Regions from separate parts of the Homo sapiens genome. Here region 2 is linked to region 1. A link is a loop called in an ENCODE intact Hi-C map of the cell type or tissue named here. Cell type or tissue: IMR-90. All regions are shown on one strand.

Region 1 (8,000 bases):
GATCATCCCATCACCTAGGATTAAGCCCAGTATCCATTAGCTATTCCTCCTGATGCTCTCCCTCCCCCCACCCCATCGCATAGGCCCTAGTGTGTGTTGTTTCCCCCCAAGGTGTCCATGTGTTCTCATCATTCAGCTTCCATGTATAAGTGAGAACATGCGGTGTTTGGCTTTCTGTTCCTGTGTTAGTTTGCTGAGGATAATGGCCTCCAGCTTCATCCATGTCCCTGCAAAGGACGTGATCTCGTTCCTTTTTATGGCTGCATAGTATTCCTTGGTGTATATGTACCTCATGTCTTTGCTGTTGTGAAGAGTGCTGCAATGAACATACGTGTGCATGGTCTCTTTATAATAGAATGATTTCTATTCCTTTGGGTATATACCCAGTAATGGGATGGCTGGGCCAAATGGTATTTCTGCCTCTAGGTCTTTGAGGAATTGCCACGCTGTCTTCCACAATGGTTGAACTAATTTACATTCCCACTAACAGTGTAAAAGCATTCCTTTTTCTCTGCAATCTCGCCAGCATCTGTTGTTTTTTTACTTTTTAATAATAGCCAGAATGATTTAAGTCGATATCCAAGGGTGGACCAGTTCCCATGTTTCCCAGCCTGTGAGGAGTCTCCTGTGAAAATCTGAGCTAGCCAGCACTATATTTCCCATCGATGCCCATCATGTGTTATGGCCCCTGACCTGGGCTGCAGGTGCCCGAGTAAACTGAAGGTTTCCAGGGTGTCAGGTCTAGAGGAGACATCGTCAGCACTGACCTTGAGGCCTGTGAAGCCCATGGTGGTCTCTTTGGAGGAGGATGAGGGTTAGGGCAGGGTGGCTGCCCAGTTCCCAATAACAGCCCTTTTTCTGGAATTGCCCTTGATTCTCAGAACTATGGTGAACCTGGCCAGTGCTAGGATAGTGAAAGGCAAAAGGGACTCTATGGCCCAAACTTGCCACCATCTCTACCAAATTTATTCTCTGGGCCCTCTCTATTGTCCACTTTGTCAGGAGCTGAGATGAGCTGAGCTAAACAGGGTGGAACTGAAAGTCGAGACCCCAAGAGAGGAGGCATCTGATCCAACAGCAGTTCCGAAATCTGCCACCAGGTAACAGCAGAGCTCCTGCTCTGTCTCTGGTCTCTCACTGGCATGGGGTCCCCTGGGACTCTGATCTGCACCCAGGCTTGGCCTTGAGGGTCCTCTGCTTGTCTCAACTCTGCAATTCATTGTGAGCCTCCAGTCCCCATCAAAAAGCACCACTAGCAGGATAAGATTCTGTGGTCTGTTGGGGCACAGGGACTGTCTTGTGCCCCCTGGAAGTCTGTTTCCAAAGGATCCTGTTCATTTCACAGGAGGCCTAGGGCAGGGCTACCAGGCAGCTCTGGAAAACCCAGGAGACAACACAGGGCAGCTCAGGTTGCCACTAGAGAGAGGATTCTAGAGCCCAATAAAGTGTCCCTGCTGCTGTCCCCTCATCTGTGGCCACAAGGCCTTGAACCCCGACTCAGATTCACTCCCTGCAGCCACAGGCCTGAGCCCAGCCCAGCCTGGTAAGCCGTATTCTGAAATTGTTAAAGAAAAAGATGAAGGCCTGAGGGCTCGCAGTCTGGGGCCATGTGCCAAGCCCTGCCTTCTCCCGTGCCCATCATTCCAAGCAGCTCTGACCTCACTGAACTCAAACAAGGACTCCACACCCCAACACCCAATGTACCAGCACAGGAGTCTCCCTGTAAGGCCCCAGATTTCTGGATGAGCATAGACCCATCTGATGGCCCCTAGGAGGCTGTTTGTGGCCTGAGTTCTGGTTTGGCACCCTATCCATGATCAGGGCGGACCAGCCTAGGTGGGAAAATGAGACCTGGAGAGGTTGGAGACCCTGCCCAAAGCCTGGGGCCTGAAACCTGAGGTCTGGCAGGTTCCTGGCTCCACACTCTCACAGCTCCCTGTGACAATCCCTTCATTGCGCACATCACAATTATAATTCCGTGATGCATATGCTTGCATGGCCTTTTAATGTCCTGCTACCCGCGTGACCTGTAAGCCCCATGAAAGAAGGGACTATGTTCACTCCTGTAACCCCTTGCAACTAGTGCAATGCCTGGCACACAGTAGATGCTCAGAAAATAACTGGAATAAGTAAAATAATAAAGGGACATCCTCCTAAAGGAGACCTTAAGACATTTATAAAATGTTTTACAATTTACAAAGCACCCCCCACAGTTTTCCAGTTTCATTCTCCCCACCACCCCGTGAAATAGGTACTATTAGGCTGGGTGCAGTGGCTCACACCTGTAATCCCAGAACTTTGGGAGGCTGAGTGGGTGGATCACCTGAGGTCAGGAGTTCGAGACCAGCCTGGCCAACATGGTGAAACCCCGTCTCTACTAAAAATACAAAAATTAGCCAGCCATGGTGGTGGAAGCCTGTAATCCCAGCTACTCTGGAGGCTGAGGCTGGAGAATCGCTTGAACCCGGGAGGTGGAGGTTGCAGTGAGCCAAGATCGTGCCATTTCACTCTAGCCTGGGCAACAAGAGCGAGACTCTGTCTCAGGAAAAAAAAAAAAAGAGAGAGAGAGAGAGAAATAGGTACTATTATTGCCCACATAATGCAGTGTACTCATTTCCTATCTCTGCAACAACGAATTAACACACACAGTGGCTAAAACAACACAAGTTTATTTTCTGACTGGAGGTCAGATGTCCAACCCAGGCCCTATGGGCTAAAATCAAGGTGTCAGCAGGGCTGTGTTCCTTCTGGGAGCTCTCAGGAAAATCTATCTCCTTCCTTTCTCCAGCTTCCAGAGACCACCCATGTTTCTTGGCTCATAGTCACTTCCTCTAGCGTCGAAGCCAGCAATGTCACATCTCTCTTACTGAAGCCAGAAGAGGTTCTCTGTATTTAAGGATGCCTGTGATTAGGTTAGGCCTACCTGCATAATCCGGGATAATCATACATTCCAGACATTAGGATACACACATCTTTTTTTTTTTTTTTTTTTTTTTTTTTTTGGTGGTGGTGAGCGGGGAGAGATGTTATCCTGCCTAACACACAGAGATTCACAGAGATTCATAAACGGAGAGGTGAATTAACCAGCCCACCTCGCCCAGCTTGTGACTGAAGTGAGATTTAAAGCCAACATTTTGGGGCTACAGAATCTGAGCTCTTTCTCCCCTTTTCCAGAGCCAGAAGGGAAGGACACAGGGGCCCAGTCTCCATACAGTAAATACACATTTTATTTTATTTTATTTTATTTCATTTTTTGAGACAGGGTCGCACTCTGACCCCCAGGCTAGAGTGCAGTGGTACAATCACAGCTCACTGCGGCCTCAACCTCTGTGGCTCAAGTAATCCTCTCACCTCAGCCTCCTGAGTAGCTGAGACTACAGGAACACACCACCACACCTGGCTAATTTTTTTTTATTTTTTTGTAGAGACAGGGTCTCACTTTGTTGCCAACACTGGTCTTGAATTCCTGGGCTCAAGCACTCCTCCTGCCTTAGCCTCTCAAAGTGCTGGGATCACAGGTGTGAGCCACTGTGCCAGCCCACACTTTTATTTATGATTAAAGAGAAAGAAAAAAAAAAAGATGCGCTTGTCTGGAGGGTGAGGCCGTGTGGGAAAACTTTTTATTTGCTTGCCTTTATTATCATTACTTTAACGGTGTATTTAATAAATACAACGTTTTCAGCTAGAGGGAAAAAGGAATTAACCCAAGTCATTGGTTGAGTATGAAGGCATGGAGCCCCCACGGCCCTCCTCGCTGCAATTAAGCAAATGGCCAGCAGATGGCGGGGCATGCTCACAGCAGGGCCTTGCTCTCCGGACCATCTCTTTTACGGGCCGCCGAGCAAAGGTCTTTCTTTTCTCTTCTTCAAAACCCACTCTACAAGGAAATCTTCAGAAACATTCCAGCAGGCAAGACAAGGGCATAAAGGCCAGGGGGTCCCCCAGCCTCAGGACAGCAAGTGTGGGGACGTGCCCTACTGCATGCCCCATCCCCTGAGCCAGGAACAAAGACCAGAGGTCAAGCCGGCAGCAGTTGAGGAAGAGGGTCAGGCGTGGCTGTGTGTCCCGAATTGGTGGGTTCTTGGTCTCACTGACTTCAAGAATGAAGCCGCGGACCCTTGCGGTGAGTGTTACAGTTCTTAAAGGCGGCGTGTCCGGAGTTTGTTCCTTCTGATGTTCGGATGTGTTTGGAGTTTCTTCCTTCTGGTGGGTTCGTGGTCTCGCTGGCTCAGGAAAGAAGCTGCAGACCTTCGCGGTGAGTGTTACAGCTCTTAAGGCGGCACGTCTGGAGTTGTTCGTTCCTCTCGGTGGGTTCGTGGTCTCACTGGCTTCAGGAGTGAAGCTGCAGACCTTTGCGGTGAGTGTTACAGCTCATAAAGGCAGTGTGGACCCAAAGAGTGAGCAGCAGCAAGATTTATTGCAAAGAGTGAAAAAACAAAGCTTCCACAGTGTGGAAGGGGACCTGAGTGGGTTGCCACTGCTGGCTCAGGCAGCCTGCTTTTAGCTGCAGGGCAGCGGAAGGCAGGATCAGCTGGGTTACAGGACACTTAGGATGACCGGACACTTTACACGCTTTTACACACATTTATCATTACATCTCCTCTTCCTTGTGGCCCAGTATGGCACCTGGCATCAAAAATACTGAACTGGCTGGGAAGATGGTTGGTAGCAATGCCAGCGCAGTTTTTGAACCCCTCCAAATTTCTACATAAAAATAAGCAGGTCAGGTCAGGCGCAATGGCTCACACCTGTGATCCCAGCACTTTGGGAGGCCGAGGCAGGCAGATCACCTGAGGTTAGGAGTTTGAGACCAGCCTCGCCAACATGGCGAAACTCCATCTCTACTAAAAATACAAAAATTAACTGGGAATGGTGATGCACGCCTGTAATCCCAGCTACTTGGGGGGCTGAGGCAGGAGAATCCCTTGAACCCGGGAGGTGGAGGTTGCAGTGAGCTGAGATCGCACCACTGCACTCCAGCCTGGGCAACAGAGTGAGACTCTGTCTCAAAAATAAAAAATAAAAATAAGCAGGTCAGATTAGCAAAAGCAAAACCTACAGACAATGTTCGCTTAAAATTAGATGATAAGGTATCCCCATGAACACCAAAACACAAGCGGGGAAGCACAGCCCTCCCATAGCCACCTACATGTCATCAGGTCCCCCTACGTTCCCCCAGGGAGGCTTCCTTGGTTTAGATTCTGGCCCTTGGTGCCCCATCCAGCAGCCAACAGAGGGAAACAAGGAGCCCTCTGATGGACTTAAGAACAGGAGAATCCCAAAAGAGCCAGCAGGTATTCACGAGGAAGCAAGGAGGGACAACTGGAGACAGCAGCAGAAGCTGGGAGGGTCTCGCCCAGTCCGGGAGCAGGTGAGAGTCAGCAAGGACTAAGGGACTGCAGCGGTAGAGCCTTGAGAACCCTCAACACTGACCCACTTGGCTTCCCTTCCAGGACAGGATCACATAGCACTGAGCATGGAATCAAAATGGAGCAGGATCTGGACAATCAAAAGGAAGGAAGGAGAAGGCCAGGCGTGGTGGCTCATGCCTGTAATCTCAACACTTTGAGAGGCCGAGGCAGGCAGATCACTTGAGGTCAGGAGTTCAAGACCAGCGTGGCCAATGTGGTGAAACCCTGTCTGTATTAAAAAAAACAAAAATTAGCCAGGTGTGGTGACAGGTGCCTGTAATCCCAGATACTTGGGAGGCTAAGGCAAGAGAATCGCTTGAACCAGGGAGGCAGAGGTTGCAGTGGGCTGAGATTTTGCCATTGCATTCCAACCTGGGTGACAGAACGAGTCTCTGACTTAAAAAAAAAAAAAAAAGGAGAAAATTCAGATAGAAGCAGAGGGAGGAAATTAAGTCAAGGAACCTCAGGAAGCAAGCCATCACATTTTTGCACATGAAAACCACAGGAGAGGGTACTCTTGAAGTTGGAAACGCCATTCTGATCATCTCTTTCTTCAAGTTTGGGAACACTAATTCCACATAAAAACTAACAATGGAAAAGTCTTGAGGCCAAATCCCATGCAAAGTTAATTTAAGCAAAAGGAGAATAGGGAGCAAAATGACATTCCCACAAACAGAAAAGGCATGCCAGCAGGACATATCTCGGAAGAGATCAAAACTGTAACCTTCTATTTTAAAATGACCTAAAATTTCAATTATGCACAATGTGAAAGAACAACATAACTGAGAATTAGAAACTCATATAAATAAGGTGACACAAATCAGAAAAGAATTAAAAACTTAAGAAAAAAAATTTCAGGAATGAAGACTAGAAGGAACATAAGAGCAAACTGATGCAACTTTAAGATAATGCCTTAAAAGAAAAAGGTGAAAAGGAAGAAATATTTTAAATCAGTAGGAAATGAACGCTATTTTCTAAAATCGTCTAGAGAAAGTGGCAAATATTGAAATTAGGCAAAGAAGTTCCAACGTATCAATAATAAGAGTTCTTGAAGAAGAAAACCAAAGCAAGAGGACAAGTAATAAAAACAAAATCAAGAGAACTTACTGAAATTTTTAAAAATTGAAGTTACATATTGAAAGCACATACTGCATACCTGAAAATATCAACTCAGAATAATCAGACATATTCAAATAAAATTACAGACTTTGAGAAAAGTGGGGTGGTGAGGGGAGAATCCTTCAGCATCTATGTAAATAATTGACTTATAAGGAAAAATCAATTATTATCAGACTTCTCAAGAGCAATGCTTTATACCAAAAGAAAGATGTTACATGTTTAAGATGTTCAAAAACAAAGAATATGTTAATAATTTTATGTCCAGCAAAACTGACTTGAAAGTATAATGGGCAGAGGCAAATTGTTATTAGCATGAAATAGAGGATATTGTTCTCATGGGCTCTTCCTGTAAACGTCTTAGATCAAAAGCTTCAGACAAGCAAAATGACTAGGAAGACAAAAAATGAAATTTAAAAAACTGGTAATGAACGTTAAACATATAGTTACTTATGCAACTAAGACTAAATGAGAATTGTAAAGGAGAAAATATAGCAGGTAATGGCTATACACCCTGACAATGTAGCTACAAGACCACTTTTTTTATTTTTAATTTTTGTGGGTACATAGTGGTTTGGTTTTGTTTTGTTTTGTTTTTGTTTTTGTTTTTGTTTTTGTTTTTGTTTTGAGACAGAGTTTCACTCTGTTGCCCAGGCGGTTGTGCAGTGGCGCAATCTCAGCTCGCTGCAACCTCTGCCTCCTGGGCTTAAGGGATCCTCCTGCCAAAGCTCCCAAGCTGGGACCACAGGTGCACACCACCATGCCCAGCTTATTTTTTAAGGTTTTTTTGTGTAGAGACAAGGTCTCACTATATTGCAGGCTGGTCTCGAACTCCTGGGCTCACGTAATGCTCCTGCCTTGGCCTCTCAAAGTGCTGGGATTACAGGCGTGAGCCACTGCACCGGGCCATAAGTGTATATATTAATATTTGTGGCTTACAGAGATATTTTGATAGAGGCACACAATGTGTAATCGTCAGATCAGGGTAAATGGAGTATCCATCACCTCAAGCGTTTATCCTTTGTGTTACAAACAATCCAATTACTCTTTTAGTTATTTTTAAATGTACAACTATTTTTTATGATAGTCACCCTGTTGTGCTAGCAAATAGTAGGTCTTATTCATTCTTCCTAATTTTTTGTACCCATTAACCATCCTTCTACTCTGTGTCTCCATGAATTCAATCATCTTAATGTTTAGCTCCTACAAATAAGCAAAAACATGCAGTCTTTTTTTTTTTTTTTTTTTTTTTTTTTTTTGCAGCAGAGTCTCTCACTGTGTTGCCAGGCTGGAGTACAATGGCATAATCTTGGCTCACTGCAACCTCCGCCTCCCAGGCTTCAGCGGTTCTCCTGCCTCAGCCTCCAGAGTAGCTGGGATTACAGGCACGCGCTCCTGAACCCAACTAGTTTTTTTTTATTTTTAGTAGAGATGGGGTTTCACCATGTTGCCCAGGCTGGTCTTGAACTCTTA
Region 2 (8,000 bases), 130 kb after region 1:
GGAAATTCCTAGAACATAAAGGTCCAGTATTTGCCCCACCATATGAGCCTCTTCCAGAGAATGTCAAGTTTTATTATGATGGTGAGTTGTTTCAAGGTTCTTGATTCTTGGCCAGGAAAAGAAATCTGCTTCTATTTAGGGATAGAAAACAAGGAAGGATCCTATGTAATAGATAATCCTTTTTATTTCATTTTGTTTTATTGCCATGCAATTTTGAGGAAGGGGCATCAGGTGTTAACTCTTAAAGGCTCATTTGCTGCTGAAAAAGTGCCATGGAAAAGGGGCTATTCATGTCTTCCCTACATAGTCCAAAAAAGGTTTGTCAACATGGCTAACAGTGTGTGGTCCACAAGCTGAAGGTTTTGATCTGAACTTCATTTCTAGGGAGCAACTCTTCGCAAGAGTTATTAGAAAAGCCTCACTTGAATGGTAGTATTTTATGTTAGCAATATAACAATGCAATCGGACAAGCTGCTCATCACTAGAAACAGTATTAGTATATGGTCGAGGATTAATAGTCTGCCATCCATCTCTAGATAGGGCTGGTAGGCATCTGTCACCTATTCTGTGTAGCATAACACTATGCCTTTGATATATGTGCAATCAAGTCTGATGAGCTGCTTTAAAGAAATGCCCTGCCTGGGTCTCTTAGAACCCTCAGAATTGTCCCTTATCTGTCGTTGGTATTTGTATCCTTGGGTTTGAAGGATTTGAGGGTAGCCTTTGACATGCCTCCTGTTGGCAGTGTAGCAGTATGTAGATGGTAATAACTGATTTTCTTCATTCCATGAGTTTTATCCAGAAATGGTTAGAGCATTGTTCCTCATACCCTTATGTGCTTATGACTCACCAAAGTGGATCTGAGCCCATTTAACAGTTGTGGGGTGGGCTTCTTTTCCCTTTCCCCACCGTCCCTCTTCTTCTTTCCCCTTTCCCAACCATCCTTCCCTCTTCTGTCCCCTTTCCTGACAGTCCCCCTTCTCCTTTCCCCAGCATTCCTCTTCCACCTCCACTTGTCTTACCACCGTCTTTTGGCCACTGTTATTTCACCACCCCATTTCTCCACCATTTTTCCCACCCTCAGCCCCCCACTGTTTTCTTCTCACCCATCCCACCGCCCGCACTGAAAAGAAAAAGTTCTGGGGTGGGATTGAGTACTTCTGAACCAAGTGGTCTGCTGACCAAACTTTGAGAAACACTGGGCAGGATAACTGCTGAAAAGCATCAGTGGTGAACACTCAGGCATTCTGGTGCATCTCTCTTCCCACCAGTAGTGGCCTTAGGTCCACCAATGCTTGTAGGCCTAGGTAGTAGTTTACACTAAAGGGCTGGGTCTGCAACTGAAGAAAGTGCCAAACTTGGCAAGCTGAAATTTGTTTTTTAAAATGCCATATTTATTAGCCAAGTGTGGTGGTGCACGCCTGTAGTCCCAGCTACTCGGGAGGCTAAGGTGGGAGGATTGCTTGAGTCCAGGAGGCAGAGATTGCAGTGAGCCTAGATCGTGCCACTCCCCTCCAGCCTGTGTGACAGAGTGAGACCCTGTCTCAAAAAATAAAATAATAAATAAATAAATAAAACATATTTATTGAATGTATTTGTGGTCAGACACCAAGACCCAGCAGTGGATAGTACTACTGACTTAGACCCTGATCTTGGGGAGTTTGCAGCCTAACAGGACTCCATAATCTCAGAGGCAAATGCTTATGTTATGTAAACATTTTGACCTGTTGACCAGAGAGCCTAAGACAGTTCTTTCAGCCCTCACGCTGGTCATTCCTGGAGACTCTTAACTATAACTCAAAGCCAAAACTCCTAATTAAGAGAAAGGGCCTAGAACCTTGAAGAGCACCATCTCAAAGCGTAGGTATTCCGTAGGCCTGGTCTGGACTTACCAAGAGCTTTAGGATGCTCAGCTGGTAAAGCCTCACTTTGAGGTTCAAAGTGATGGGAGGGAAAGCTAGATTCCCTAGTCCTGTGGTTTCTCTTCCTTTTCAAGATAGGAAGCAGAGGCCTGGTCTAGTTCACAGGTTGCCATAGTCCTTTCCTCCCATTCTTGCCCAGTCCTCCTTTACAGGATCCTGCTTTAGGGCTCCAGCATTTTCTCAGCTGGTCCTCTGCTGGGATTTCTTCTCTTTGATTGTGTGAACTCTTACTCTGCAGTAAGTCAAGAAGTCATATTTGACTTTACTTCAAACTGATACAGTAAGTGCTGCCTACTCTCTGGGGAGGAGAATTCTTAGACTCCTTTAGAACTTGCCAGGGAGGTGGGGCATGGGCTAGCTGAAGCAGTGAATTACTGCCTTCTCTGAGGACCTTCAGTTTACAGCTTTGATTCAGCAGTTTCCTTTTCCTGGAGCTCAGCCTTTTCCACAAAGTGTTAACATTGCCAGGAACCTTCCAGTCATCCTCCCACTACTCTGATGCAGGGAGCCATCATTTCATCTTTTGACAGCTCATCTAAAATAGGAGGAGTCACAGTTGCTTCTCCCTCTATTAGGACAGAATTCAGTAAAACAGCCCAAAATCTCATTTTTTTTAAATTTATTTTTATATTTATTTATTTGAGACAGAGTCACACTCTGTCACCCAGGCTGGAGTGCAGTGGCACAATCTTGGCTCACTGCAGCCTCCACCTCCAAGGTTCAAACGATTCTCATGCCTCAGCCTCCCAAGTAGCTGAAATTAACAGGCACGTGCCACCACACCTAAGTTTTGTATTTTTAATAGAGACAGGGTTTTACCATGTTGGTCAAGCTGGTCTGGAACTCCTGACCTGAAGTGATCCTTGCACCGCCTCCTAAAGTGCTGGGATTACAGATGTGAACCACCATGCTCAGCCACATTTTTTTTTAAATGGTGTTAACAGTTTACATTTTTTTCTTGCCATTTTATTTCATTTATTTTATTCCTAATGACTTAATGTTTTCCTTTATATTGGAAACATGTTACAGTTTTCTAAAGAAGTTCAGGGAATCTTTTAATACACAGCCTATCTTCCCCGAAGTGTCTTTCTTCCAAAGCAGAAGCTTGGGGGTTGATGGGGGCAGCTGCGCCACCTGTTGGCCTTTTAAGTTAATGGCGTCCAAAGTGGGTTCTTTCTATTATAACTGTTTCAATATTGTGCTACAGTTCTCTACACCCCTGCAAAGTCAGATTGCATATCATTATGAGATAAGATGTCTTCTGAGTTTTGAAATAAATGGATTTCTGGTTAAATTTTAGTTTTCTATAAAGAATGTGGGCAGCCTTGGTGAATTATTAATACCTGTGTAATAGTAAGGTGGTGGAATTATAGTTAACCTCATTTTAAGTATAGCCAAATGCTCTTAGTATAGCATGGATTGGTTCGAGGTGATGTTGTAAAGTTGGATTTTTAAGAAAGAATGGAAATTGGCACTAAGAGTACTGTCAAAAGCATTTGTTTGAAAAGTGGATTAAATTCCCAAGTACTTTTCTTTCATTGCTTTATTAACTAAATCAGGTATATAAAACCCATAGGCCCTATTCAGATTTTCTTTACCAGTTAGCAGCTTTCATTGTGAAAACATCTGAGTCCCTTTAGACAGCTTTTTGTTTATTTGAGACAGTCTCAGTCTGTTGCCCAGGCTGAAGTGCAGTGGCGTGATCTTGGCTCACTGCAACCCCTGCCTCCTGGGTTCAAGCGATTCTCATGCCTCAGCCTCCTGAGTAGCTGGAGTTACAGGCTCCCACCACCACGCCCGGCTAATTTTTTATATTTTTAGTAGAGATGGGTTTTCGCCATGTTGGCCAGGCTGATCTGGAACTCCTGACCTCAAGTGATCTGCCTGCCTCAGCCTCCCAAAGTGCTGGGATTACAGGCATGAGCCACTGCTCCCAGCCCCTTTAGACAGCTTTTACATAAACAATTGGATACACCAGGAACCCCAGTCATCCCTTGTGCTGTGGATGCATCCTGGTTCCCTGAAAGAGGCAGCATCATGGTACCCATGTTCCAGAGCAGTGTGTCGCAAACTCTAGTGTGCATCCAAGTCTTGTTAAAAATGCAATTTCTGTATAGGATTCAGTAGGTCTAGGAGGGGGCCTGGGATTCTGCATTTCTAAACTCCCACATGATGCCAATGCTGCTGGTCTGTGAACCACTTGTTGAATAGCAAAGTTCTAGAAGAAGGTCTTATTAGGCTTTTCATATGGGAAATCTGGGCTTGCCTAGTATGGATATATATTTTTTTATTCATATTCCACCCACCTAACTTTGAAGAAGAAAGATGCCTATTTCTTTTCCCCACAATTCCTTTCTTCCACTCCCTGCCCTATCCCTTCCTCCCCTTCTTGAACAGAGGCTGCTTAGCTTAGCAGTGGCAGGAGTCCCTCTGAGGATTTGATTTTTAAAAACCATTGAAGAGGTGTAAAGGACCCTGCTTGCTGAAAGGAAAAGGAAGAGTGACTGGGCCTCCCCCAGGTCATCCCTGTCCTGAGCAGGCACCTGGGAACAATTAACTGGCATAGTCTCCAGAGAATGACCCAGGTAAATATATGCTAAAGAGAAGGAGAATTTGTACAAGTAGATATAAATCAGTATGTTGTCTTTGTTGTTGTTGCTACTATGTGTCACCAGACCTTTATATACCATGAGAAGGCAAACCATTATTAAAGAGAATTCGCTAGCCCTGGGTATTTATGCTTAGAACATGAATACTATACCTCACTTTTTGGAACCACTTTTTTCTCTAGGTAAAGTCATGAAGCTGAGCCCCAAAGCAGAGGAAGTAGCTACGTTCTTTGCAAAAATGCTCGACCATGAATATACTACCAAGGAAATATTTAGGAAAAATTTCTTTAAAGACTGGAGAAAGGTACTGTAGCCCATGTGTTAATATCCTAGTACCTTGCAAAACAATCAAGTACTAAGTAATAAATTATCATTTTGCAAAACATTTCCTGATGTAAAATTTGAGTTGTATGGATTTTGTTGTATTTAAACTTGCGTATTTTTTGTCTTCATTTACTATATTATGTAGGGTTTCTGTCCAACAAGAGTACTTGTATATCTTTGCTATTGGCTCTCATGTGATGGCAGGTAGGTGGGGGTTATCAGATTAGGCCAAACAGAAAACCTCAACTCCAGTTGCGCACAGGAAAGTTTGTCGCTGCAGGACTGCCCCGTGTCTGCTGTTGCAAAGAGAAATGTTAATCTGATGTCCCTCTCGCTGTTAATTCTTGCTCATTTATTTTAGGTACTTTCTACTCTTGAAACCACATATACTATATTTGCCTAGGTGATTTTTTAAAATCTCATTATTCTCAATTTGGATAATGTGGACAGAGGCAGCAGTAAAGTTTACTTCCTGAACTAGCTCAGAAAAAGCAGACTTAATAAATGAATAGAATAGGGGTAATGTTTCCAAGAGAGAATCAGTATGGGATTTCAAACTTGTATTCATAATGCCTGGGGGCTGTGTGCCACGGAGTCTAAGAAACCACATAAGAATTCATTTTTTTCCATGATAAGTCATTTTAAAACATTTTAATATTAGTAAGTACATATTTTATAATAAAGTAATACAACTGTATTTTTTTGTTTTTTCAAAATTCATTAATTGAGATTGGCTACTTCCAGAAACCTTTGACTGAAAAAATGGTGCTTGGGTGTATTTGCAAAGAAACCCAAGGACTTATTAGTGTATTTTCGTTGTTTTTCTTTCATCTCCCCATTTTCTTTTGACTAGGAAATGACTAATGAAGAGAAGAATATTATCACCAACCTAAGCAAATGTGATTTTACCCAGATGAGCCAGTATTTCAAAGCCCAGACGGAAGCTCGGAAACAGATGAGCAAGGAAGAGAAACTGGTACTACAGAATTTATTAAACCTCTGGAGAATTCTGGAATTGTGATTGGTTCATTTAACTTTCTTCTTGGTTCTTATGACACAACATTAACATCAGTAATTTCACATCATTCTATGCTAAAGACTTAGAGTTCTCAAAGTCTAAATTTTCTTAAAGGTTTTAGTTAGACTGAAAATTGTGAACAAGTACTTTGCTCAGTAGCTCTGTACAGGAATCTTGGTGCTTCAGTGACCTAAAAACCAGTCAGTAACTCCAGCCAATAATATAGTAATTAAGGATGGGCAGACCTGTCCCACAGTGGCTACTGGATATTAAGGATTTAAGACAGATGAAATCATATTGGCCATGTACCTCCCTGCTCTTTGATCTATTTTACTCTGGAATCTTGTGATGCTCATCCATCTCCATCTTCCAGCCTTGGCCATCCTCATTACTGAAGGATCTTTCTGGTATCCAGCTGGGATGTCATTTTTCTTCTACAGGCTGCCTGTTTTTGTAAAAAAAAAAAAAAAAAATTTATTGGAACCAGCTGCCTCTACTTGTCTACATATTATCTACGGCTGTGTTTATGCAACAATGACAGAGATGAGTAGTTGCAAAAGAGAGTAGTTGCAAAAGAGACTGTGTGGCACTCAAGCCTAAAATATTTTCTATCTAGAAAAAGTTGTCAGCCCCTGAACTAAAGGAATCCAGGCTAGAATTTCATTTTTACCAATCGGAAGTCCAGAAGTTAAGGATTTTAAGGAATTCTTTGCACTTCAAATTCCTGTAGTTTCAGTATTTTAAAGGACTTGCGTGTTTACGTAATTCAGACCATTGTATTGATATAACTCATTGTTTCATGGTACTTATTTGGTCACTAGTTTAAAAATTAATGCATTACTATAAGAATGTTAATTGCATCAGACTTTGTGTCTCAGGTAAATCTTATCCTCAATATTCCAAGTTAGTGAAATTTAGTATATTATTTACTTCAGGGGCATTTTGAAACTTAAAAGATCACTTTGGAGCTTTGTTCTTAGAATATTGATCCAAAGATAGATTTTATAAACATCCCCTTGTCAGAGCCTCTGCCAAGGACACCTGCTGCCAGCAAGGTCTGAATCTGTTCCCACCCACAAGGCAGCACAACTTAGTTAAACTGAATCAATAAGTATATAAAACGCAGAGTCAATAGAGGGTAAGGAGGCTCAAAATCTCCCCCACCATCCCTCACCTTTTTGGAGCAAGGATCATAGTATAGAGTGTATATACCTGTATACCTACAAAAAAATTAGTGACAGATCTGTCTGAGCTTAAAAACCCACGTTTTTAAGCTGTTTAACTGCTGTTTAATTAAATGGCTTGAGCTATTCTTTTATGAGGCTCTATCAGAGACTCTTCTCCATTTCCTGTTTTGATAGTACTCAGTAAAACAGTATGAATTTTTAAAGTACATTTAAAAACACCCAAATAACATTTACAAACATATATCCTTTAAGACACAAGAATCAGTTTTGAATCTAGTTGAAATCAATCCTTATAGGCAGATCTTTTTGGGGAATTTTATGATATTTAAGTTTGAGAAAACCACTAGAGGTTTTCCTTTATTTGAATTTATTTTTTAGTGATTTTTCAGACTTTCCTCTACCTTGACTTAGTCTCCCACAAGAGATAAAATGCATTAGTAGAGAACAGCAATCTGAATCTATTTTGAGTACTTTCTTGCTGTCTTCCAGAAAATCAAAGAGGAGAATGAAAAATTACTGAAAGAATATGGATTCTGTATTATGGATAACCACAAAGAGAGGATTGCTAACTTCAAGATAGAGCCTCCTGGACTTTTCCGTGGCCGCGGCAACCACCCCAAGATGGGCATGCTGAAGAGACGAATCATGCCCGAGGATATAATCATCAACTGTAGCAAGTGAGCTCGCACTTCATCCTATGGGCCAAAAAGGGGGTGGAGGGCGTCCTTTATTGTACTTGGGAATATTTCCCAGGTTACACAGGACTGTTTGGGAAGGGAGATACTTAAGAGCAGGACAGTATTTCATGCGTAGGTCTCCAGATGTTTTTGAGGTACAGTTGTCTCCCCTCATCCACAGGGGATATGTTCCAAGACCCCCAGTGGATGCCTGCAACTTCGACCCAATTGCTGTCACTTGGAACACATTTCTGTTGATGTCT

What was found. A loop is a pair of places that touch in the nucleus more often than their neighbours do. Peaks named below come from ENCODE experiments on the same cell type or tissue, not always from the same donor. Only the 100,000 strongest peaks of a DNase experiment are listed, where the experiment ranks them.
Region 2: it touches region 1 in a loop (12-fold over the local background); 88 of 110 quality-filtered maps call a loop at or near these places.

Annotation. Positions count from the first base shown.
Region 1 is chr20:40,965,131-40,973,130 of GRCh38, forward strand. No RefSeq gene overlaps it. Among named protein-coding and RNA genes, the nearest start is that of TOP1, 60 kb to the right of the region's middle. In IMR-90, CTCF peaks have their summits at 1,106, 3,776 (motif pointing right) and 5,226 (motif pointing right); a DNase peak (open chromatin) is centred at 3,811; H3K4me3 peaks cover 239 bases; H3K27ac peaks cover 211 bases.
Region 2 is chr20:41,092,507-41,100,506 of GRCh38, forward strand. TOP1 (DNA topoisomerase I) reads left to right here. Exons shown (of 21, transcript NM_003286.4): 9 at 1-81; 10 at 4,714-4,835; 11 at 5,709-5,831; 12 at 7,550-7,737. It overlaps PLCG1-AS1 (PLCG1 antisense RNA 1), which reads right to left. Exons shown (of 7, transcript NR_109889.1): 7 at 5,488-6,318. Among named protein-coding and RNA genes, the nearest start is that of PLCG1, 41 kb to the right of the region's middle. In IMR-90, a CTCF peak has its summit at 3,062 (motif pointing left); DNase peaks (open chromatin) are centred at 2,365, 3,035, 6,395 and 7,695; H3K27ac peaks cover 1,797 bases.